Regions from separate parts of the Mus musculus genome. Here region 2 is linked to region 1. A link is a loop called in an ENCODE intact Hi-C map of the cell type or tissue named here. Cell type or tissue: heart. All regions are shown on one strand.

Region 1 (8,000 bases):
TTCCAAGATCCCCCTTACAGTTAATGGTAATTGTGTGCTATTGTCATTCCCAACCCTTCCCTTTAAGCCCCCCTTTCCATCTCAAGGATCTCTTCCAGTTTCCTGCCCTTTATCCACATTTACTCCCACCTCAACACACACACATTTAACAATGAGAAGGGAGGCTTCGGGGTTGGCATAACAGAGAACACAAGGCATTTGTCATTGCGGGCCTGGCTTAAGTTCAGTCCTTTTCGAAAGCAAGAGGATGTGTGGAGAAATAAGCAAGGCCCCGGGGATACATCGCAAGGTAGCAAGGGATAGAGATGTGCCCCCAGTGCACACACAGCTCAGGGTTGAGCAGCCTCTGTACACCACCAGAAGGTAAAATCAAGGTTGGGAAGCTGGGTGGAGAGGCGCCATGGAAGGGAGTGCAGAGCTGGAGGTGTGAATGAGCAGGAGCCTGTGGCTGCATTCTTCAGAGGTTACCTAAGAAAGGCAGGTGCAGCCTGCCTGGTGCTTATCTCCTTGGCTCCCCCTCCTCCCTACCCCCACCCCCACCCCGAAATAGTTACCCCTTATTGCCTGCTGAACTCTATGTAGGAGCCCACTGGGTTTCTCGCCCTTCCTGATTGTTGTTTTTATTAAGTTAGCTTTTTTTGTTTGTTTGTTTATTCCTCCTTATTGCCTCCCTCTACCTGATTACCTCTAGGGCAGCAGCTGGAAAGCCCATTTAAGACTTTGAGCTCTCTGACACACCCCATCCCACTGCCTGCCATCTGAACAGGTCAAATCAACTTTCCAGGTGTTAAATAACATTGAATAATAATTGTGTAATCGGCATAAATGTTAAGCCCGTTGGTCCAAGGCAGGAAAAGTACCTGTGTTTGCTGCCGATGTCTGAGGCTTCCTTGAATGCCTGGGGACCCTGCCCCTCCATTACAGTATTTGTGACATTGATTTTTGGTGGATTCACTTGAAAATCTTAATTTTTAACTGGGGGCAAGGGGGAGAGGGTGAATGCATTTTAAATGTGCTGTGTGAGCGCTCTGAAGACCCACAGGGCAAACGGTCTCCATTCTCTGCCTTTGTCTTTGTTCCTGCAGGTGGGAAGGGCAGCTACTCTAATGGGGTCACACTGCAGGCTAACTAGCCATTTATTTGCCTGCCTGTGACTCTGGTCTCACAGGTTCTTTTTGTGCGCATGCCGTATTTCACACTAAAATGAGGCTTATTACCTTACGAGCACCATTACAACATGCCCTGTGGTATGGGGGCAGGGCGTGAGTCTACGGCACTCCGGTGCTTACAGATGCCGAGGGCAGAGCCAACTTCACACCCACACCAGCTCCTCAGCTTGGCCTCTGGACGCTGGCGTAACGGACCACTAACTGAAATAATGTCAGGATTCAAACCTACACCTCCAGGCATGAGATATTTGTTATGAAATCCCACCCACCTCACCCCTGCGCCCTAGTTGCAAAACACACCGACAGAACCAGACAGCGCTTTGACAGCAAGGACCATTGACTAGACCATTCCTACAAATGGACTTCTCAAAAGCCACAGTGAGTCCCAGACTTTTTTCTGGCTCACTACATGGCACGTGTACCTCTTCTCTGTCGGAATCTCCTCCCGGGTGCAGATGTCTGGCCATTCCTGCAGGCACACAGGCATCCGGCACACCAAGTTCACCAGTGATCTCCTGCAGCACTCAGAAATAAGGAGCTGTGACTTTGGGCCAGTTCTCAATTGCATCTGGCCCTTGCTGCAATGAGACCGTGCCATCTTGGAGTCACTCAGCTCTGTCTAGCAACAGCATGTGGCTCCTGTTTGAAACCCAGTAACCATTCTGTCAACCACAGACACAAGCAGGTTCCACTCCCATTCTCCCTAGGTCACCACAGGTGAAGGTCCTAAGCAGGGAGGTTGGCTTGGGTTTCTGGTTCTCTCATGCTCGATACTTAATACTTCTGAATACTCGGGACTTCTGTCATGCTTATCCTGGAGAAGGTCCATGTATGAGAACTGGCCTGTCTGATGGATAGAGCAGTACCTCCCTGAGGACACCAGAGGGTACTGACCCAGAGTCTTCAAACCAACACAAGGGTTCAAAGAACAGCTGTGTTCATCAGCCTTCTGGGCCTCAAAAGTTTTCTGGACCCAAGCTGAGTGAGAGGCACACATTCCAGGAAGTACTTGCTATGTGAATGAAAAGCCCAAGCATAGAGAAAAGAATCAGCAGGGATATTGTCAACTGTCCCCTTTCTGGGCTGTCCTTACCAGCAATTGAGGAGGGAGTTTTTAAACTTTGGTGGATTACTGCATTTAAATTTTTTTTAAAAAGTCATAAAAATTCTATTGTCTTAGTCAGGGTTTCTATTGCAGCAATGAAACACCATAACCAAAAAGAAAATTGGGGAAAGGGGGGCTTATTTAGCTTACACTTCTACATTGCTGTTCATCAGGAAGGAAAGAAGGGAGGGAGGGAGGGAGGGAGGGAGGGAGGGAGGGAGGGAGGGAGGGAGGGAGGAAGGAAGGACAGGAACTCAAATAGGACAGGAACCTGGAGTCAGGAACAGGTACAGAGGTCATGAAGGAGTGCTGCTTACTGGCTTGCTTTTCATGGCTTGCTCAGCCTGACTTCTTATAGAACCCAGGACCGCTAGCCCAGAGATGGTACCACCCACCATCAATCAGTAATTAAGAAAATATCTTACACCTGAATCTTATGGAGGCATTTTCTCAGTTGAGGTTCCCTCCTTTCAGATGATTCTAGCATGTATCAAGTTGACATAAACCAGCCAGGACATCTACCTTTGATTTTGTCAGGGAAGTTGGATGTGAGCAGCTGTCATTGTTACGCCATCAAAGAGTAAAAGATGCTGCAGGAACTGGAAACATTTGAAGGAGAAAAAAATCCCACTTGTGACTTCCTTCCTTCAGTGGGACCACTGAGAACTCTTTCAAAACTTGACACTGGCTTGGGCTGTGCCCATGGGACATAGTACATAGTCATACCCACTACTGTGGTACTCATTTCCCACCCCACACTGTCCCACACACCATTCCCTGGCTGTTGATTTCCATAGCAACAAGAGCCTTAGTCTAAGAACCTACACTTGTCTTGCTACCTGAGGCTTCCTGCCACGCCGGCAAGGTCCTCCCCTCTCTTGTGGAGAGGACTCCAAGCCTACCTGTGACTGTCTCTCGACAGTGAATCTTCATTCCTTCCCCTCCATAGTCCTGTCCCCAGCAGGAGGCCAATTAGCAACTGAGTTGTTGACCTGAAGAACCTCTTCCATTAAATACACACAGACACACACACATGCACATGCATGCATGCACACACATGCACACACAAGCACAAGCACGCATATACATGGAAAGAAGAAAAGAACCAGACCTCCCAAACTAATTGCTATCCAAAGAAGATTTCTGGTAACTGCTGTTACCAGTTTTGGAGTCCCAGTAAATGTCTAGTCCCTTTTGACAGCCAAGAGCTTACCTACCCTGATACCACAGACTCCAACACAAATAGCGCCCACAGTAAAGCTCTTAGACAACAGGTAGGAAGTGAACGACTGATGTTGCCCTGGCCTAAAATGCTCCTACCTTCCTCCAACCTACCAACCTTTCAAAACTTCCACCAGGTCCCACCTTCTCCAAAGAGGCTTTGTCGCCTCTCCCAGCCTTCTCCCATTCCTTCTGCTTTGGATTCCAACATCACTTCTAAACCTTCAAATTAGCATTTAATTATAAGCCTGTCTTGTCTGTTCCCCACGGTTGCATGTGGGTTATTCTGGTCTCCCTAAGTGGATGGTAGTGGGCAGGGCCAATGTCTTTATGTCTTTCTCTTTACTGGGTCCTGCCCAAAGGGACCAGGTGTAGTTCTAGGCACTTGGAGAAACACTAAGCCCCTACCAGATGGTGGCTTAGTTCTTTCCAACTACTGTCAGTCTCTAACTGGCAGTTCCTTTGTAAGCAGAGAGAGGAAACTGCAGAAAAGTCAGCTGGTGAGAGCATTGTCCCTAGCTGGCAGGGATCTACCCTGCCATCCTTACAGCAGTGTGGTGGTGAGTCCCGCCTTCCCAAGGACGCATATTGAGAACTTCAAGGAGAGAAAGAGTAGGCAAAGCTGAGTTGCAATGTGTTATACCATCTACCTAAATACACTGAGATAGGGTGTTTCTGGAAAGAAACCCAAAGCCTAAGTAAGGGCACAGAGGAAAAGGAAACACTTTCTTGGAGTAGCCCTGACCACCATCCACAGAAGTGGTCTGAAGAGTAAACTCAATCAAGTTGGAATGGATTCTACTTGCATCTTCAACATCCATCAACAGCAAGACAGAATGCTGGTCCTCTCCATAACTCAGGGTGCCATCTGGGCTATGGGTATCACCAGGGACATATATATTACCATCTATTTACAACACTGGGTCCTATGGACTCTTCCGGAAGCCTGAGGGCAGGACTCTGCATTTTTGATGCTTTCTGAGAGGTTCGTTATGCACACTAGATCCAGTGCATCTCATGATGCGCAAAGCCTTTCATTTTCTATAAAGAAATGATCCTTGCCCTTGTCAGTCACCTACCAACTGGCCCATACTGGAACTAAACTCGTGGTTCATTCATGTCACCTCCTACACCAGAAGAGCTGCTCTGTGGGTGGTCCTAGAACCCAGGTCAGGCCAACTGTTATCAACTAGACAAGCTCCGGGCAGGTTTGATCACCCTGGAAAGCTGATTTTGTCTTTTATTCAAGATGCAGATAGAAGAAGAAGTTGGGGCATTAATGGCTGTGTGCCACCATATGGAGAAAGCCGCCGCAGCCATGACTACTGCGAGTTATCCTACAGAAGATGTCAGAGTTACAGTTACTACCTAACTATGAGTTAAACTCAGAGGATGTTGGTGTATGACCCACAGCGTATAATGCCATGGCTACTTGGCACCTGAAAGTGGATTAAATAAGAACACTAAAGAAGCACTTCTCGTCATGACCTGCTTTGAGTCTGGAGAGCTGAGTGAGTCTAAATAAGCCATCCCATCACAGGTTCACCAAACTCTCTTCAACTTCAGTCATCTTGTTTGGGTGACTTGCCAATTAAATGAGCTCTTGGGTCCATATGACCTACTCCACTGCTTTGAGCCACAGCAGGTGCTGGGTATGGAGAGCAACTATTACTGAGGCTGACGGTGGAGCTGTGGTGATTGTCACGGCCCTCAAACTTGTCATTAAAGTCTGTGTGGACTTTCAACAGCTCCAGTTTAATAGCGGAGACAAAGCTCAAGACAGATCATGCTGACCCATCTTCGACTCATCTAAAGGAAATGGAGGCTTAAGGGCCATCCTCTAATAAAGAATAAAACTGGAGGGGTGAAAATTGAAGGCTTGGATGTTCTGAGCAGTGACCAAGAGGCACGCATGCATATGGCATAATACCCTAACTTAGCACAACATAGGGTCAGTCTGTTCCCCTAGGAGAGAAATGTGCTTCTCTCTGCCAATGCATCCTACCACCTTCTGAGAACAGAAAGCATCCTACTTGGAGGAGTTTCAGTACCTGTGATGGGGCAAACCTGAATCAGTCCTGCTCTTCCCTTTATTTTCTGGAGCAAGGCTCTCAAAGAAGACCATGAGCTCTCTGCTATTGCTTCCACATCTCAACCACCCTGCATCCACAACCTCCATCAGAGCACATCTGACATAGGCGGTCACAGATGAGCCTAGCACTCCTTCAGAGCACACCTACTTCAGGTGGTCACACTGGACACACTCACCCATTTGTGTGTATCTGAGCCCAGGCAGTAGTGGCCAGACCTGCCCTCCAACCCTGTACATCTACCATGCAGAGGTCAGAGGACGACATAATGTGCCCAACTCCTACCCTTACCCTATTCCTTTGAAAGAGAATCTCACACCTGGAGCAAAGCCTCCTCGATCCTCCCATCTCTGGTGACCCCCAGCACGTGCATGGTCACATGCACATGCATGGTCACATGCACATGCATGGCCATGCCCAGCTTTTATGACAATCAGAATCCTAGAAATCTCAGGTCCACGTGCTAGCCCAGCAAGCACTCTGACCCACCATGCAATCTTCTCAGGCCCCGTTCATGGCACTCTTGGGTAAGACTTTCGTAGTATTCATGGTTTCACACAGACTCTACAGGCCAGTTTATTTTCCCAGCAGTCTTTATTTCAGAAGGATTCATCTATATGCCTCTGCTGCATGCGTATGTGTTCTAATTTAAATTTAGAATGAATGTTATGGTTTAGCCAACATCACAGACATTAGAGGCAAGAGGTTCAACTTTCAGTGAACAGAAAAGCCAAAGTCCCGATACACTCTTGCCACATGCTCTCTTTATTGCCATTAGTTATTATTATTCATCCCACAAACACTTATTACTATATGCTCAATAAATGTGCATATTCTCCACTAGTCATAGTCACTCAGATATACCCTGAGCCATTAGGTGCTGGAAGTATGTCATCTGCTTTTTGATTTTGATTTTACAGAGGATTATAGTCAAGAGATGGCATGAATCTCAGAAGAGACTTCGAACTTTGGACTCTTAAACAAATTTGAGACTGTTATAGACTACGGGGTCTTTTGAAGTTGAACTGAATGCTTTTTGTTGTTGTTGTTGTTGTTGTTGTTGTTGTTGTTTCAAAACAGGGTTTCTCTATATAGCCCTGGCTGTCCTGGAAGTAGACCAGGCTGGCCTCGAACACAGAAATTTGCCTGCCTCTGCCTCAAGTGCTGGGATTAAAGGCGTGTGCCACCACACCCAGCTTGAAGTGGATGCATTTTGTGTTATGTCATGGCTACAAGCCTTTGGGGGTCACAGAATGGAATGTGGTGGTTTGAGTAGATATGCCCCTCAGAGATTCATGGTTTTGAATGCTTGGCCATTGGGAGTGGCACTGTCAGGAGATGTGGCTTGTTGGAGGGAGTATGTCACTGTGGAAGTGGCTTTGAAGTCACCTATGTTCAAGCTACATCCGGTGTGGCATGCACTCTCCTGCTGCTGCCTGTGGGTCAAGATGCAGAACTCTCAGCTCCTTCTCCAGAACCATGTCTGCCTGCGTGCTGCCATGTTTCCTGCCATGATGATAATAAACTAAACCTCTGATTGGTAAGGCAGCCCCAATTAAGTGTTTTCCTTTGTAAGAGTTGCCATGGTCATAGTGTTTCTTTTCAGCAATGAAAATCCTAAAACACCATTCATCTCCAAACTGAAACTTTCATCTTGCTAAAGTGAAACTCTGTCGCAACTAAACACTAACTCTCCATTCCTCCCATGCCCTGTCTGTGAAGAAGCAAGCTTTCTTCACCAAATACTGTGTTTGAAAGACCTGTCCACATACAGGCAGACCATGTATAGAACCTTTTAACTGCTGCATAGTATTCTACTGCTTAATGACAATTTGTTTACCCTTCATCCTAGCACTGGTGTTTAAAATGGTTTCAGATTTTCCTCAATAGGAGCAGTGGTACAGAAATGCTTTGTGCATAACTCCACCCACAAGTGTGAGAAAGTCTCTAGAGTATGTCCCTGGAAGGGGATGCTGACACAGAGGTGTGTCTTTCTCCACATCTTCCAGATACTGCCAAACTGTCCTCCAAAAGAAGTCTGTAGGGAGTTGCTTCTTCACACATCACGAAGAATGACATGTGGCATCTCACGCTGCTTCACGCCCCATCTCCAGGCACTGGGAGACCTGGGTTTTTGCAATCTGGTAGGTGTGAGATACAATCTCATTGTTGATTTGCTGTGCATCTGTCTCCCTGGGGTGAACATGTTCTCCTGTCTTGACTGGTCTTTCAGGTTTTTTCTCCATGAACTGAACTAGAAGTAGATTCATGCATATTTCTTCTTGTGACTATGTGTCTTCATGGGACAGTGTCTTTAAGGTTCACCCACGTTGAAGCATGGGTCAGAATACTCCTCTGCCAGAAGGCTGACTCATAACCATTGTGTGTCCATGCCCCATTTTGCCTACTCATTCA
Region 2 (8,000 bases), 72 kb after region 1:
AGATGATGCCCTAAACAGGCCATTTCTGAGACCTGTCCAACCTGGTCTAGAAAGAAAAGCCAAGTTTATTCTGAAGGCCCAGGACATCTATGGCCTCCCGCATGGCCTCCCATGGAAACACCCAGAACCCTACACTAAAGCCAGTTTCACTGAGAAAGAAAATGAGGTAAGCGGTGACCCAAGCCCAGAACTCAAAGTGGAGACACGTTGAGTCATCTGAAAAAAAGATTAACCGTGAGTGGGCAGCAGAGCTGGGTTCTTGGGCCACGGCTCACCTTGTCTAAGCCTGTTTATAAAGTGGTAATTCTCAACCTGTGAGTCTCAACCCTTCTGGAGGTCTAATAACTCTTTCACAGGGGTCTAATATCAAATATCCTGTATATTAGATATGTACATTACAATTCATAACTGTAGCAAATTTACAGTTATGAAGTAGCAAGAAAATTAATTTTATGGTTGGGGGTCACCACAATGTAAGGATCTGTATTAAAGGGTCACAGCATCAGGAAGGTTGAGAGCCACTGCTATATTGGCCCCAGGGACTGTCCAGACATGGGAGTCCCTAGCCACCTCAACCTCTTCTGTTCTCCTCTTCCAGGGACACGCTGTAGGTACCTTCCAGGGAAGACTGTCCAAGACAGAGATGATGAAAATATTCAAGACACAATGTACAAATGTCCCCATTTGCCTCTGGGCAGCCGCACACTGCTGCCCCATGCTCTCAGAAAAGGAATCAGAAACCCACTAGGTTAGAAAACTGTCATGGGTCATCAGCAGGGACCAAGTCCAGATCAAAGCCTGACCTCTCCGGGCCCCTGTGTCATCCCAGACATCCCTAAGTAACCTCAGACTCCTGTGTGATCCCTAATCTCTTGGAGAACCCCAAATCTTTGTGTCATCCCCAACCTTCAGGAGATCTAAGTCCCCATGCCATCCCTGACCTTCAGAGAAACCCGGACTCCCTTGATTCCAGTTCCCACACCAGAAGCATCAGACTATCATGTCATTTCTGACCCCCCTGAATGGCACTGGTTCTGTGTGACTGTGTCCTCCAGGACCTGTCCCTTCCCTAGTACCCTCCTCAAGCAGGAGTGTGGGGCTTCTATTTCAAGGGAATGATGTTGAGCCATTCTTTGACATCTCTGTCACTCAGCCCCCATCTGCTTTAAGCTCCCAAAAGGCATCTGCATGGTTCCAGGCTCTGTGACAGTGTCTCTGCCATCAGCATCCTGCAGGGTCTCTGGAATTCCAACTTCCATTGTAGAGTCTACACCATAGAGAGACAGGGAGTTGATAGTGAGATGGAAGCAAGAAAGATTTGTTCTTGCCCCCCCCCCCAAAGTAGGAATCGCCCTGATTTCCCACCCACTGTGACCAGGAATGAGTCTCAGGGCATCACCACACCTCAACAAAGCCCCTGGATGAAGGAGATGGCCCACACTCATGAGACTAACAGAAACTAGAGAAGGCTTCCTGGAGGTGCCATTGTGTAGCTGGATTCACAAAGAGAAGTCTGCCATACCAAAGAGGCAGAGTATGACAAAGGCCAGAAATCCCAGCAGCTTGAGACTAGTCCACTTCTGGATTCATTGCTCCGCTCCCCCCACAACTCTGTGGGCATCTGAAATGGGAGGCTGAGACAGGAAGCACCAACCCAGGGAGCAGGCTGCAGAAAGCTGTGCAGAAGCACACTCATCTGTCAGAGCCACAGCAACGCCTCACCTAGGAAGGAGCGCGGCAAGCAGAGGCTTTCTGATGTGACTGTTTCCTCAAGAAAGAAGAGAGTGCGTGGAGCTGGGTCTGCTAAGTGCTCGAGGTTTTGGAAAGCCAAAGGAACTAAGTTTGAGTCCTCAGAACACTCACATTTGAAAGTTTTAAAGCTTGGCAGGGTGAAACACTCATGCACTCTTAGTGTTGGGGCGGTAGAATCTGATGGCTGCCCCGGGGCTCCATGTCCAGTTAGTCAACAAAGAAAAGAAAAGAAACTGAGCACAGCGGCCACTGTCTTTAACCCCCTGCACTCAGGAAGCAGGGCTGGGTGGATCTCTGTGAGTTTGAGGCAAGCCTGGTCTACAAAGTGAGTTCCAGGCTAACCAGGGCTACAAAGTAAAACCCTCTCTGAAAAAAAAAATTTTTTTTAAAGAAATTTTTTAAAAGACAGACAGTACCTGGGGAACAGCAGATGAGGTTGTACTATGGTGTCTATATGTTTATAAATACATGTATATACAAACACACACACTCACACACACATGCACACAGTGATTGGAAAGAAATTGACAAGCATTGGCAAGTGACTTCTTAGACTTCAGAGAGGAAATTGGAAGGTACCATCTGGAACCCAGGCCCAGTGGGCATATGTCATCCTGGCCAGTGAAGTGGCCCAAGAGATGTTATGGACCCAGAAAAGGTAGATCCTACCACATGGTAAAGGTGACGAGCCCAGACAAAAGCCAGCTTCCTATCATGGAGTCCTGGTGCTCACACCAGGAATAGCATTAACTGCTCAGACCACGTGCCTGGATCACACAAGTCCACAGGTGTCTCTGAGCATGCACCTGGTGGCCTACATCAACTCCATTCACGGCTTCTGGGTGCTTCTAGGTGACCTGGCACTCTTCCCTTCCAAACCCGGGAGAGGATGAACTGGTCAGAAAGAAGAGGGCAGAAAACACGTGGACTCCGCTGTGTACGTCCACACTGGGGTGTCATTTTCATTCTTCACAATTCATATGTACCAACAGATTAATAAAAATCTACTAATGATGTCATAGGAAGGGCCAGCTGAGAGGTAGAAGGGCCAGCTGAGAGGTAGAAGGCAGATGGCTGGCCCAATCCCCTGGGCCCCGGGCCTAAGGCTTCAAGGCAGCCTTGCATCCCACCCCTTATACAAGTTCCCAGGTGACTGCTCTCCCTCTGGTCCTTATTCTACCCTCTGGGGACTCTGCTGTCCACACAGGGCCACCCCTGCAGAGAAGCCTCTGGATAGAGAGACCCTTGAGTAGTGATTGCCGGCATGTGAGCAGCTCCAATACACTATTCCACGGCATAAAATGAGAATAACAAATAGACATGTCCAAAGAGCTGGGGCTGGAGGAGTAATTTGCTCCACTATGGGAATTTCCTTCTCTTCATTTTTGTAAATGCTAAGGAACAAAAGTTTAAGTGTGATCAGATAGCCCAGTCAGTGGCCTAGCACAACTCACCCATCACACCTCAAAGAGAAAGAGAGAGCCTAGGGTTCCCCGTGAAAGAGACCAAACTCAGCCTTCTCAAAACATGAAACCATTTATTTTGGCTTCAGGAAAAAAAAATCCCTTATGTCACACATACACACATGCATACATACACCAGCTTTCAGTTTACAATGAGTATGTGCCCTAGAGCCTCTTCTGTGTCACTCCCAGAGGCCCAAGGGACAGACCCAGTCTGGGTGGAGGTGCCCGTCTCTGCTCGACACAGAGTATGCCTCACTCTTCACGTCCCGCCTGCCACAGCTGGTGAACCACTTGGACTGTGCACTTTCCCAATTACTGTAGCTCTAGAAGCTGACTGAAAAACCAGTAGCAGCTGGCAGGAAATGAGTGAGAAAACTGACCACAGATAAACTGCAAGGCTCTACAGGAGCAGCAGATAGACTCCAGACCAGGAAGTTATGCTAGCAGGGACTCAAGACTGAAAGGGCTCAGGCCCCAACAGGACCCCAGAACCCGTTGTGGGGACTGGTGCTGTGACTTCACAATGGGACCGTGCTCTGTCCAACACAAGCACATCCAGGCACAGCCATAACCACGGGAGGAGAAAGGGAACTTCAGAGAAGATAAACACCAAGCTGAATCCTGGCCTCTGGGGTCCCCAGGTTCCCAGCATCACGAATGAAGGCCAAAGCTACAATGATCTAATAGCCAGGCTGGAGAACCATTACCTGTGAACTCTCTATTGAGGGTCCCTTGGGGCTGGGGTTGGAGGCTGTTCTAGGGCTCAAGAAGTGCATTGGGGTGGTGACAAGTCCAGAGAGTCTGGCCTTCCAGGTCTCTACAGCTTCTCAGCATACTCAGATGGCACAGTCACAGCTCCGTATGATACAAAACATGATCGATCGCTGGGCAGCAGAACAAACCCTTCCCATGTGTGGTCCTCCTTCACATTTGCTGGCATCATAGATGGGTCTGATAATCCTGTATTTGCCTCACACTTGAGAGGAGCAAGCATGGTCTGTAAGCCAGATGTGCACTGGAAGCTAATGGCCTCTCTTCACAATGAGACATTCGTTGCTAAGGAAGGGCAGCCAGGTGGAGAGCTGAAAGCTGCACCTGGGCCGATAGCTGGGTAGCATTGCTGAGCCACTAGTGTTTAAAGGTACCTTCTCAATGGCCCAGAGACACAGCTGCCTACGACGCCACCCCTGGTCGTCCTTTCCTGATAGCAATTACCCTTTTTGCACCTAAAGTAGACCCAGGAGTTCTTCTGAGAGCCGCCACTGGCAGGAAGTGACCGAGCTGTGAGCCACCAGCTTCACTGTGTGACGCGCTTTGTGACAAGCTGCCAGGGCCAGGAGCTGTAGCAGCTGCGCTTGAACTTGTGGCTGGCTGCAGTCCCTTGGAAAGGGAAGGGGCACATCTGGAAGGCGGGTCTGAGTGCCCCATGAAGCTCAGGGTGAGATTCCTTCCCTGTGTGGAGAGGTTGCAGGGAACACCTGCCCTGGGAGCAGGTGGTCCCCTATGCTGGGCCCCTGGGCTATTGCTTGGGTTAGCAAGACGTGCTTCAGCTGAGTCTGACTCACTCTCGTTCCTGGAACCGTCTGAAGGCGGGAGAGGATGCTGTGGGTAGGCTCCAACTGTATCATCTGGGCTGGGGCCGGTAGCAGATGGTCCTTATTTTAAAAAAAAAAAAAAAAGACATACTTCCATGTGGGCTTAAAATAGCACAGTTTTCACCACCGGCCGAATGGGGAAATGTACGAGCTAGTTGTTCACATGGGAGTGGGCACTGTGGGCTTATAAGCAGGAATGAGGGGGTCTAGGCATCAGATGTGGCCAAAAGAGACCATGGTGACCACCCCATGCCTGCCTTTACTTTGTCAGCTGGCTTACCAACCCAAGCAAAGCCTGTAGCAATTTCAAAACCTCAGGATCCTTCCAATTGCCTCAGTGAGCCTTGGAGAAGCCACAGACCTGATACACAAGGCTGAACACGGGGACAGCAGCACTTCCTACTGGCCTCTCATAGGCAGCTGGGGAAACCCCTTCTTCATGCAGCAAGTCGGGAAGATATGGATATCCAACGAGGGGTCTGAAGGTAATGTTGGTCCTGAGCTGATCTCTGTACTTGAGCCTAGAGAAATGTGGAAGCCAGCCTCTGGTTCTGCCCCAGAGAAGCTCTCACATCTGTCCCTCACAGTCTGTGTCTGTGGCAGGTTACTTCCTCTTTGAACCTCAGTTTCCTTATCTGTCAGATGGAGCAAACATGGGGACCTGCCATGGGAGAACCCCAGCTCATGCAGGTACCCTCCACAGGGAACATGGCATGGCCTGTCTCTCTCTAAGGGACAAGAAAGCCCTTGGCCTTTCCTGTCTCTGCTCACACTTAAATCTCACTATGTTTTGGCAGGTAGAAATGTCAGCTCTAAGATCCTGGGCCCCATGCTACCCTCCCTGAGATGCTGCTATGTGAATGTGGAGGGAAAGAAACAGAAGTTACTGCATCTTACTCCATCCTAAGAAAGGCTACAGTGGGCAGCCCTGATTCCCTCCTGCTGTCCAGAACCTGAGAGCCCAGTAAATTGGAGCCTAGGCCACTGTGGCCTTTGAAAGACAGACAGAAGACTTCCAGACACGCAGCAAAGATAAGAAAGCTGCAAGGATGCCAGAGGCCTCCCAACATCCAATCCAGACAGAGCCTTGTCTGAGGTAGAGGTTTCCAATGAGTGAGCCCCAGGAAATCTTAAGTCTTGGGGATATGGCATACTAGCAGAGGGGCAACAATCAGCTCCAGGGAGTAAAGAAATTAAAAGCAGCCCTTGTTGTAGCTTGTGCCAATTTGTATGGTATAATCACTCCTGCCTTGGCTAATGTCATCACTGAAGGCAAATTCAGGACCAGCAAAGCATAGTCAACTGTCCTGAGCAGCAACATCTCACACTCAAAGCATATGAGAACAGATGGCTCTTCCCATAAGATTCTTGCTACCTGCCCAGAGGACCAAGAACAAACAGTGGCATGTCTCGGCTGGAAGACAGAGGAGCAGAAGGGTTGTTGAGTGTTACAGGTTGGCTAGGAAAAGTCCCACACCGGCTTGTGTGTTTGAACACTTGCTCTCCAGCTCATGGTGCTCTCTGGGAAGTTTCTGGAACCTTTTAAAGGTGAGGCTGTGGTGATTTAAAGAATAGTCCCCTTGGGCTCCTATTTTGAATACTTGGTAGAACTGTTTGGGGAGGATTGGGAGGTGTGGCCTTGTTGGAGAAGATGTATCACTGGGGGTGGACTTTGAGGTTCTAAAAGACTCCCAGTGTTCTTCCTCTACCTCGTGGTTGTGGATCAAAATGTGAGCTGATCTTCCCTCCTCCATCACTCATTGTAGTCCTCTGAAACCATAAGCCAAAATAAATGTTTTCTTCTAGAAGTAGACTTGGTCATGACGTTTTATCAAAGCAACAGAAAAGTAACTAAAACAAGGGCCTACATGGGGGAAGTGGATCTCTGGGGAGGCAGGCCTTGAGGTTTACAGTCCTGCCCAACTTCCTGCCCCCTCTCCACTTCGTGGTCCACATAGAGATAAGCATATAGCTGTGTGTTCCTGCTAGCTTGCTTTCTCTATCATGACAAACTATACCTTCAAAATTTCATCCCAAATAAATCCTTTCTCCCTTAAGTTGCCTCTTGTCAAGTACTGGTCATAATAACCAGAAAAGGAGCTACGACACAGGGATAAATGAGAGGTTAAGGGACAGGCTCTTGGGCTGGGCACTAGTTAGCTGTGTCTAGGTAGATCTCCAGTCTGTTGACCTGTGTGGCTTTGGGTACTTTGGCCTCTACAAAAACAGAGAAGATTAGCATCTAGCTTATTATATGGATAAATGTGATGGTTAGTGGTGATTAACAATTGATTGGGTTGAAAGATACCTGGGAAATTAATAAAATATATTTCTAGGTGTGTCTATGAGGGAATTTCCAGGATTTCCAGGGAGGCCTAACTGAAAACAGAAAGCCTTTCTTGAATGAGGGTAGCATTGTTCAGTAGGCTGTGGACCCAGCATCATCCTGTGGGTCCAGCTGGCATTGGGGAGGGTCCAGCATCATCCTGCTGATTCCCTGTGCTTCCTTCAGAGTATGGGTGCTGTGTGACTGCTCATTTGTGTGGCAAATTAACACCTGGCTCTCCCACTGGGCAAGGAGTCCACAAGGCATAGTTGACAGGTATTTTTAACAAGGTTACTCTTTGCCATGAGATACTGTGAACTACAAAATGTCCCCAGCTTTTACCAACTGGTTGCTAGGAGTGTTCCGAGTCATTGAGATAAGAATCCATGCCCTTGGTCAATTCCATTTCATCCTAAGAGCTGGCATAGCCTATAAAGAGACCCCTCATTCTAGGTACTGGAATCCATGAGTACAGGAGTTCGACCTTGGTTTGTTCAACCCATCTCTAGCCAGTGGGATCTCAGAACAAAAAGTAGATTCTAAGAAATGCATGCTGGTAGATGAATCTGCAGCCCCTACTTACAGGCTGCTAAGCAAGCTATTCTGACTTCAGGATGAGACCTATAGGAATCTGACAAGTAGGGCCTTAGGAACACAAGATTCCAAAAACGTCCTATCTTCCCAGGGCTCAACTGGGCAGGACCCAAAAGCCAGCCCTCCTATCACTTCACCTTCCCTAGCATCCCAGAGCCCAGGAGATGATGTAGCTGCTTCTTCTGCCTTGTAGCAGGAGGTAGAACTGCTCTCTCTCTCTCTCTCTCTCTCTCTCTCTCTCTCTCTCTCTCTCTCTCTCTCTCTCTC

The links. A loop is a pair of places that touch in the nucleus more often than their neighbours do. Peaks named below come from ENCODE experiments on the same cell type or tissue, not always from the same donor. Only the 100,000 strongest peaks of a DNase experiment are listed, where the experiment ranks them.
Region 2: it touches region 1 in a loop (1.9-fold over the local background); 3 of 42 quality-filtered maps call a loop at or near these places.

The regions. Positions count from the first base shown.
Region 1 is chr12:25,258,554-25,266,553 of GRCm38, reverse strand. No RefSeq gene overlaps it. Among named protein-coding and RNA genes, the nearest start is that of Gm46343, 41 kb to the left of the region's middle. In heart, no CTCF peak of the experiment used is centred here; no DNase peak of the experiment used is centred here; H3K27ac peaks cover 530 bases.
Region 2 is chr12:25,186,126-25,194,125 of GRCm38, reverse strand. The region is part of intron 5 of Gm36287 (a long non-coding RNA gene); the gene reads right to left. It overlaps Gm36496 (a long non-coding RNA gene), which reads left to right and starts at 3,282. Exons shown (of 3, transcript XR_381348.4): 1 at 3,282-4,656; 2 at 5,085-5,298; 3 at 5,611-6,621. In heart, no CTCF peak of the experiment used is centred here; DNase peaks (open chromatin) are centred at 3,515 and 4,785; H3K27ac peaks cover 3,376 bases.